Regions from separate parts of the Homo sapiens genome. Here regions 2 and 3 are each linked to region 1. Evidence: chromatin contacts called from ENCODE Hi-C or POLR2A ChIA-PET data. All regions are on one chromosome and are shown on one strand. Each heading gives the region's core, a stretch centred on a gene start or an enhancer-like site at or near the end of the contact. The rest is flanking DNA. Distances are from core to core; before and after follow the strand shown.

Region 1 (2,746 bases), core at 153-2,652:
CAAATTAATGAATTACTCACTGTAAACAGTTACAGAGCTAGGACAGGGAGAGACGTTCAGGATGGCATGCTGCATTTAGGTAAGATTTCCGAGGTGGAATAGTTTTGATGATAGAGATCCAAGGTGTGACGTGACTGCAAGTAGCTTAAGTGGCAAATGATGAACACTGGAATATACAAAGCCAGGAAATATAACAGTTAAACTCTAAAGTACTGAATAGATGCCTCTGATATAAAGGTGGGATTCAGGATTAAGACACGGAGCCAGTACCACTGTGACGGAGGGACCTGAAGTTGTAGTGGATGGTTAGACTAATATAACCAGGTGGCACCAGTTCTACGGTTTTATGGCCGCAAGGAACTCGAACAGCTGCTAATTATGGAAAAAAGGTACTGTCTGTGAAGAGGGTTATTTCTAATCAAACAGGTTGTAGGTAGGACAGCTGCTTGAGGTAAGAACCACCTGGCGAGAGTAGCTTAGATAAAGAGGAACAGAAAACAGTTTGCAAATAAGTGACTGAATAGAAGTCATTTATGTTAAATGGAGAAAGAATTATTTTAAAATAAGTACGATACTTGGAGGTTTTAATCTTTTAGGGAGGTGGCCAGGAATGACTGGGAAAACAAGGCAATATGAATTAATTAAAACTCCATTGTCTTTCCCAGTTGATTGATCCAGTCACGCTTGGTTTTTCCATGAGGCATCAATACCAGCCATTCCCAAACCAGCTGATCATAACATACTAACCACTCTGCGCGTCTGGAGACTGCCCCTATTGCAGAGTGGAAGAGGCGACAGGAGTGTGGTTAAATCCTTGCTTTAGCGGAGCTGGATCCTGACCCCAGCCGTCCCGCCGCCCACCCCCTCGCCCTCTGTCGCTGCTCTCAACGCTTGTCTTACTTCCGCAGCCCACGTTTCCATCCCTCCCGTCAGCTCGCGCCCTCCTCCAGGTTTTCCGGCACAGACCTTGGAGGGCAGCGTGGAAACTGGGTAACTGCAAGCAAGCTGAGGTAAGCTGCACGTTCCGCATGGACGCCCTCAAGCGTGATTCCCAATTCCAAGACCCCGCGTCCCCACCGCCCGCTGACGAGAACGATACCCGTGAGCACCGCTCCTCTCCAGTGGCCCGTTCAGTCACTCACAAGCGCCAGTTCTCAGAGGAGCCGCGGAATCGCTGTCTTGGACAGTGAAGGGAGCTGGCGTTGGTAATCACGCTGCAACTAGGAATCCCTGACCTCGCCGAACCCTCAACTCACTGCCGGCTCCGAGTTTCATAAATTGCCGCGGAACAACCTCGACGCACTCTTGCGCACGCGCACCAGCTGTGGAAGGAACCCCCTAGGAGCCCCCGCGACCCGGATCGGTGAGGTAGACCAGGCCTTTGCCAGCCCCGTCCCTTTCTGCAGGCCCCGTCCCTTTCTGCAGGCCCCGCCCACGCCGCACACTTGGAACTCTGGCCCTGTGAATGGACTCACGGTGAGCTTCTAGTGGCTTAAAGAAATGAGCGTCATACTTCCGGCGCTGCCTCATCCCGTCCGGGGAAACTAGTCCAAATCGCCTTTCTGTTCCCCACACCCCATTTGTCTGGAATCAAAAAACAATGACAATTTCGACAAGACATTGTCTCTTACATGGTCTTTATTGGTTTATTGGTTCACAGATTCATTCATTCAGTTTTGTATGGAAGTGAGAGGGCTTGCAGTTCGTTGTTCAGTTTTGGCTTGTTAAGACTGAGGTACTTTGTGGCATCTGAGAAGCATTGTCAATTAGGCATTTGGATGTAGGCATTTGGGAATTTAGAGATGTCTGGGGCTAGACCTGTAAAATTTGGGTCAATCTGGGTAGATGGTGATTGATGCTATCCATTGGAATAGGACTGCAGAGAAAGGGACAGAGAGGAAGAGAGAAAATAGAAGGAAATGGGCTGGAATTGGCCCAGGGAACACCAACACCATTGGTTGAGTCAGGAAGGCGGACCTGCAAAAAAGAGAGAGGAGGATCAGCCTGAGAGGTAGGAGGAAATCTGGTGGGTGTGGAGACACAGAGGGAAGGGATGTGTGTGTCACAAAGGAGAGAATGCTTGGTGGCATTAAGTACATGATAATATGATTAGTGCTTGCCTAGAGGCATGTGGACAGTGCTGTAGGAGCAGAGTGAAAGAACTTAAACCAGAGAGAGCTTTATATCTAGGCCAGGAGTGGACTAAGGTAAAACAAGATGGCAACTTTGAACAGCTAGTGACACAAAAAAACAAGGACACACCATATAGTTTCTTTTATTTCTTTTTAAATAGACCTTATTTTTTAGAGCAGTTTTGGATTTACAGTTTTGGAAAAATTGAGAAGGTAATATACAGAGTTACCTTCTACTCCACAACTAGTTTTCCCTGTTATTACCCTCTTAAATTATTATGGTATATTTGTTACAACTAAGAAAATAAAAATAAAATATAAAAATAAAAAATAAAATAACATTGATACATTAAGTCCACAATACTTTATTCAGATTTCTTATTTTCTTTGCTTTTTTCTTTTCTTTTCTTTCTTTCTCTTTCTTTCTTTCCTTTCTTTCTTCTTTCTTTCTTTCTTTCTTTCTTTTTCTCTCTTGCTTGCTTGCTTCTTTTCTTTCTTTCTTCTTTTTTTGACTGGGTCTCACTCTGTCACCCAGGCTGCCAGGCTGGAGTACAGTGGTGTGACAGCTCACTGCAGCCTGGACCTCCCTGAGCTCAAGTGATTCTCCCATCTCA
Region 2 (2,957 bases), core at 385-2,884, 3.1 Mb after region 1:
CAAAAAAAAAAAGAGAGAGAAAAGAATAGGTACTCAATAAATAGAAGCTCTTATTATAATATAAAATGTGACCATACATCTTAATTCTCCTGCTATATTGAGTCCTTCTACTGGGCAGGGATTGTCTTATAACACATAATAAACATGCTAAATGTTGACTGAAGAGATAAAGAACACTAACTACAAAGACACAGCCCCTACCCCAAGGCTTAAATTCAGAACAGTTGAACCAGGGTGATAGTTTTGGAAAATATAAACTGAATATACACCACTCTGTAGCTAGGTACTACCTACTCAGAATTCATAAGTAAAATACAGCCTCTCTTTCCATCTCCCATCCCACCTCTAATCCTAGTTTCCCAGGCCACTTGGGTGATAGAATAAACTAACACCACTTAACAGTCCTATAAATTGTATAATTTTTAATCAAAATGCCTATCTCCACCTAAATTCTAAACTCAGATAGCTGTTTCTTCCCCGCCACCCCACCCCACACCAAGTTATTAAACAAAAATAGAAACAATTTTGGTCTTGGGATCAGATAAAGCTAATTTCAAATCCTGGCTCCGCCACCTTGGGAAAATGACCTTAAGTTCTCAGTTACAATTTCTTCATCAGTAAAATGAGAGCTATATCCACCCTTAAGAGTTGTTTTGCAGATGTAAAACACCTACAAAGGTGCTCAATAAATAGTAGCTGTCATCATCATTCTTACCATCGAAGTTATTTCAGTTGTCTTAATTACATATTTATCTCTTCAGAGATATGAAGTGTGAGTTCCAGTGACCTTTGCTCTTGTCAGCAAAAGTTTCTTGAAACAAGACCTCCACAAATTCGACCACCCAGCAACAAATACACACACAGACACACACTGCTTTCTAACCTGTGTGTGTGTGTTACACCTGAAGGCCACCCATCTCCCCTGGCTGCTGTATTTCAGAAGCCAGCTCTGGGAACTTGGCAAGCACAGACACATTTGTTCGAACATACACTGTAGTGACGAGAGTTCTGAGAGCTTCCTGAGAGGCCTGAGATAACCCAGAGAGGCCAAACAGGAGCAGAGCTACTGAATCACACTGAGAAAATTAGAGGCACATGAGATTTGAAAGCCTGCCTGCTTGCCTGCCTGCCTGCCTGCCTGCCTGCCAGTGAGATTTCTGGTCATTACCTAGGCCAGAGATCAACACAAGGCAGCCAGGGGCTCTGTGTATATGGCCAACCGAGGAAAGGGTCAGATAAGCCCTTACTGGGCCGTGCTGACAGCACAGTTACTTTTATTCTTTTGTCTCCTCCATCACATCTCCCAAGAGGCCCCTCCCCAGCGTCTTGAAGGAAAGCTGATGTGATGCCTGCTCAGGCTGGAGTTCTCAGCATCAGAGATAACATTTAAAAAGCCAGCAATCTTCACAGGACTATCCTATCTCTCTGCTGCACAACAAGCCCAGGAGTGGGAACCATGAAAGGTTTCCTCCTCCGTTCCACAAGCTAGTCTCAGCAAAGTAGTGAAAGTTCATTCTGTTCATTCAGCTGCCTCAAATTTGACCTGAGGTAAACCCATGTGGGCCATGGAACCAAAGACAGGGAGCAGGAAGACCCAAGAAGGCCTTGCCTACAGGTTTCATGTCCTCTTCAAGCACAGTTCTCCACTCCTACTGCAGCCACCTGCTCAGGGTAGTCATTGCTGTGGCAAACAAAAACTGCCAACCAAAGTCAATAGCCAAACCATCCCTCATTATGACTGATAACTGTCACTGAGCACAGCTTCAGTAGGTGCTTAGTAAATAGGGATGAAGTACTAGGTCAGGCAGAAAAATAATCCCTACAGAACTCCTCAGAAAACTCACCATGTGAATTCTATCCCAATCCCAGGGCATGCTCATCTAACAGTTTTACAGGAACTGATGTCAAGTACTTGGTATTCTCCCTCCCCACCTACTCAATCCAAAGATCAATTCATTGTTATTCATTTGGTCAACAAATATCTACTGGGCACATACTCTCTGACCAGCACTCTCATAGGTACTGAGGATATGTACTACAGCCAACAAACCAGACATGGCTCTTGCCCTTAAGAGACAAGGAAATATTCAAAAATAATAATAATAATAAATAAAGCACAGTTTTAATTTCTTTTTTACTTTTCTTTTCTTTCTTTCTTTACCCTCTCTTATGGTGCTGATAACTCCATTTTTCAAGTGAGGAAACTGTCATTTGACAGTTTGGATCACACTGTCATACTGTCACCAAGAACTCAAACCAATGCCCAGTGCTCTTAGGTACTGGCTTGCTGTAAAAGACATATCTTGAGAGGCCGAGGCAGGCGGATCGCAAGGTCAGGAGTTCAAGACCAGCCTGATCAACATGGTGAAACCCCGTCTCTACTAAATATACAAAAATTAGCTGGGCATGGTGGCACGCACCTGTAATCCCAGCTACTCAGGAGGCTGATGCAGGAGAATCACCGGAACCCAGGAGGCGGAAGTTGCAGTGAGCCAAGATTACGCCACTGCACTCCAGCCAGGGGACAGAGCAAGACTCTGTCACAAAAAAAAAAAAAAAAGACATAGCAAGCTGCCTCTTGTGGCGTAAGCAGGGTGTGAAGTGCACAGAGAGCACTGCAGATAGTAAGTGCTACCAGAGTTTGTTCACAGGTCAGCAGTATCTCACAGCTAGAATTAGTGTCAGGAAAGACTTCATAGAGGACTGGAAGTAGAAATAAAGAAGGACAGGTAATAAAGACATTCTGAAGGAAGTTAAATGACATAAGTAAAAACAAAAGTGAAGCAGTATAAATAAAAGTTTGTTCTGCAGATCAGAACAAAGAAAAATGCTTGGCTTGCCAAGAATGCAGCAAGGGGAACAGAGGGAGATGAAGTGAGTAAAGTGGTCTGGGGCTGGAACTCTGTGTCAGGAAAGCAACCACCACCCATACAGAAATTTTAGAACCTGCACCTTCT
Region 3 (2,881 bases), core at 25-2,524, 3.1 Mb after region 1:
GCAGTGAGCCGAGATCGTGCCACTGCACCCCAGCCTGGGTGACATCGTGAGACTGTCAAAAAATATGTGTGTGTTTGTGTTTATAGAGACAAGGTTTCACCATCTCTGTAATTACAGGCAGACGCCACCGCGCCAGACTCTTAGGGTATGATATTTTTAAAAGATATTTGTTTAGTGTTTGAGATACGCATTGACAACAGGTCTTTTACACCCATTCTCATGTTATCTTCAAAACTACGGGGTGAAATATAATTATTCTATTTTACCAAAGACAGATTTGAGGCTCAGAAAGGTTAAGCTATTTATTCCTGGAATCAATCCGTTTATTTGAAAAGCTTCTGGAAGACAGGGATCCTGTCTTAAACGCTGTGTTTCTTCACAGCACCTAGCACTTAGCTCTCTCCACGTGGTAGGCGCTCAGAAACTTTGTGCTGAACGAAGGATATGGATTCTCAAGTCAAAGCTCCGAGCGCAAAGCCAGGGAGCGAAGCACCAGAGGGCGCCCATGAGCCCGCCCACCCGCGGGTCGCCGGGGCCCAAGCTGGACCTCAGGCCTGGGTGCGGCTCTTCAGCCCCAAGCAGCTGCGCGCCCCAGCAGAACAGGGGGCGAGGGGGCGAGGGAAGCCCCAAGTCCTCCGTCCGCCCCGCCCCCTCCCCAGAGCCAGGCCTCGCAGGGCTGCACGGTGCTGAATGACGACTCGACATCCTGTTTTTGGGGCCCGCGGCTCCGCCTGCGCCTCTGCTGATCTTGTCTTTCCCTTGGGTGCTGACGCCAGCTCCTCTTCCCCCCGAGTCTCCCCACCCTCCCCAGGGGTCTGGGGCCTTCCCACTGCTGAATCACCACCACCTCGCACTCCCCCGGGGCTCAGGGCAGGGGCGGGGACTGCCCCAGCCTCGGCCACCACTCTATCCCTGGGGTTGACTGAAGGGACCAGGCCCAGGGGCGCCTTTCTCAGCATCTTCCCGCGGAGGCTGGTGGGGGCGGGATGGGGGGAAGAGGACGAACGCCTAGCGCCCAGGGTAGGGCCTCCAGGGGTAGGGTGGCCAGGAGGAGGCGGAGAGACTTGACCTTGGGAGGCCTGACTTACTGACCGCAGGGGCAGCGGACTGGGAGGGGAACGTGGCAAGCCCGGGACTGGGCCGGGGGCGAGGCTGGGGGCGGGCCGGGGCTGGAGAGGGGGAGATCGGCCCTCGGACTTCCTGGTCGGGCCCCGCCCCGGCCCGCCCCGCCTCGCCGGCCCGCCCCCCCCACTTCCTCCGGCCTCCCGCTCTCACTTCCTTCTCGAGCCCGGAGCCGCTGCCGCCGCCCCCAGCTCCCCCGCCTCGGGGAGGGCACCAGGTGAGGCCCGGCCGGGGCTGGCGGGTAGGGGTCCGGGGGAGGAGAGCCCGGCCGGCCCAGGACTCGGCGCGGGCGCCGGCTCATGAGTTTGCTGGCGGAGGCCGCGGGCGGGAGCTTCTCGGTTCAGTCCAAGTAGGGCGGGCGCGGCCGGCCGGGCGGGGCGGGAACGGGGCCACTGCGAGCCGGCGGAGGCTCGGCGAGGGTGGCTTCCCGGCGGCTGTACCGCCTCTAGGGAGCCGAGAGGGACCCCTGAGGTCGGAGGGTCCCGGGCTCCAAGATAAGTGTCTCTGAAGTGGAAGAGCTCAGAGCTGGGAGATCGGACGCAGGTGGGGTGTCCTCAGAAGTTGGTGGGGGGGGTGTTGAGAAGTGCGTGAGGGGAGAGGGCTTCTGGGCTGGAAAAGGCGCTCCCTCTGCTCTGGCAGTTGTGACACTTGGGGTGAGAGGGGCGGTGTCTGGGGCCTCCGAAAGCTCTCTCCCTGTCAGATGGATGCTAATACAGACCCACACTCGGTCTGCAGCCCCAAGGCCCTCTGCACTCAGGAGGACCCGGGTTGGGTGGGGGAGCCCCGCCGACCCCAGTCGTTGTCTGTATGTCTGTTTTCCTGAGTCCCGACCTTACCTGGAGCCAAGCAGTAGGTATTTAGTGAGCAGACGCTGTTCCTAGCTGACCAGAGCCTGGCCTTGCTCTTTTGGGAGTAACTTGGTCTTGCCCTGTAACTGGAAGTGGAAGGACTCTCATTCAGAGGTACTGATAGTCCCTGACAAGTTTTTGTTGTGTCTTTTGGGGACAATTGAGAACCATCTCCTAGTGTTCCTCTTCATTCTTAGTCCCTGAATTATACACATGCTCCTGTCGTCTCCCTCCACACCTTCTTTAGTTTCTACCCACAAATCCGCCATCACTCTCTTCTCATCCCTTCCAGTCTCTTTTCCTCCAAACATACGGTCATACCTAGGCCTTGACCTGTCTTCACCTACCCTGCCCCATGTTCGTCTTGGTCCTCTGCAACCTGCCCCATCCCTTCCCTTCCCAGCTCTGGCACCCACACACATGCACCTCCTGGTTTCTTCCATCACCCCTCATTCCTTTTGAACCCTCAGCCTGTCACCCTCTCTGTATCCTTCCCTCCCACCCACTTATCTCCAGCTTTGGAATCAGTTGTTGAAGACTTAGTGAGTTCTAGAGTCTTTTCAAACCTCCCTAGCTTGGAGAGGCAGTCTGCAGCCTCCCAGTGATAGAGACGGATTAAAGAGCTGGAAAGCCTGTGTGTGTGTGTGTGTGTGTGTGTGTTTGCGTGTGTGTTCGCACGCGCGTGTCTGTGTATCTACATCTTCATCTCTTAGAGATGGATTAAAGAGATGGAAAGCCTGTGTGTGTGTGTGTGTGTGTGTGTGTGTGTGTGTGTGTTCGCGCGCGCGTGTCTGTGTGACTACATCTTTATCTCTTACAGACAAAATAACTGCCCTCAGCCTTGAGAGGGCCCAGAGCAAGGGAAGCCAGCAGAATGAAGGGAACCTGCAGTGAGTGAGGTTGTGGTTAGG

What was found. Hi-C counts contacts between places; a loop is a spot of excess contacts on that map. ChIA-PET counts read pairs that join two places held with the same protein, here RNA polymerase II (POLR2A). Pooled maps may share reads with other maps.
Region 2: a loop to region 1 is called in a map with no recorded cell type, with 15 times the contacts of the local background. The contact joins the enhancer-like site here to the promoter of ZNF215 in region 1. A Hi-C loop is called at or near these places in 2 of 37 single-sample maps with no recorded cell type.
Region 3: a pooled map shows a loop between it and region 1 (9-fold over the local background). The contact joins the promoter of RHOG here to the promoter of ZNF215 in region 1. A Hi-C loop is called at or near these places in 1 of 37 single-sample maps with no recorded cell type and 1 of 50 pooled maps. POLR2A ChIA-PET finds 5 or more read pairs at or near these places in 1 of 52 experiments (A673).

The regions. Positions count from the first base shown.
Region 1 is chr11:6,925,082-6,927,827 of GRCh38, reverse strand. ZNF215 (zinc finger protein 215) reads right to left here and starts at 1,402. Exons shown (of 7, transcript NM_013250.4): 1 at 1,143-1,402; 2 at 21-166. LOC107984019 (a long non-coding RNA gene) reads left to right here. Exons shown (of 4, transcript XR_001748112.3): 2 at 666-2,011.
Region 2 is chr11:3,866,033-3,868,989 of GRCh38, reverse strand. The region is part of intron 1 of STIM1 (stromal interaction molecule 1); the gene reads right to left. Among named protein-coding and RNA genes, the nearest start is that of MIR4687, 11 kb to the right of the region's middle. Within about 2 kb of position 1,634, at least 25 of the 41 ENCODE cell types and tissues checked have a DNase peak (open chromatin) inside an H3K27ac peak, as active enhancers do.
Region 3 is chr11:3,839,352-3,842,232 of GRCh38, reverse strand. It overlaps RHOG (ras homolog family member G), which reads left to right and starts at 1,274. Exons shown (of 2, transcript NM_001665.4): 1 at 1,274-1,339. RefSeq lists silencers at 334-383, 424-693, 1,044-1,093, 1,144-1,533.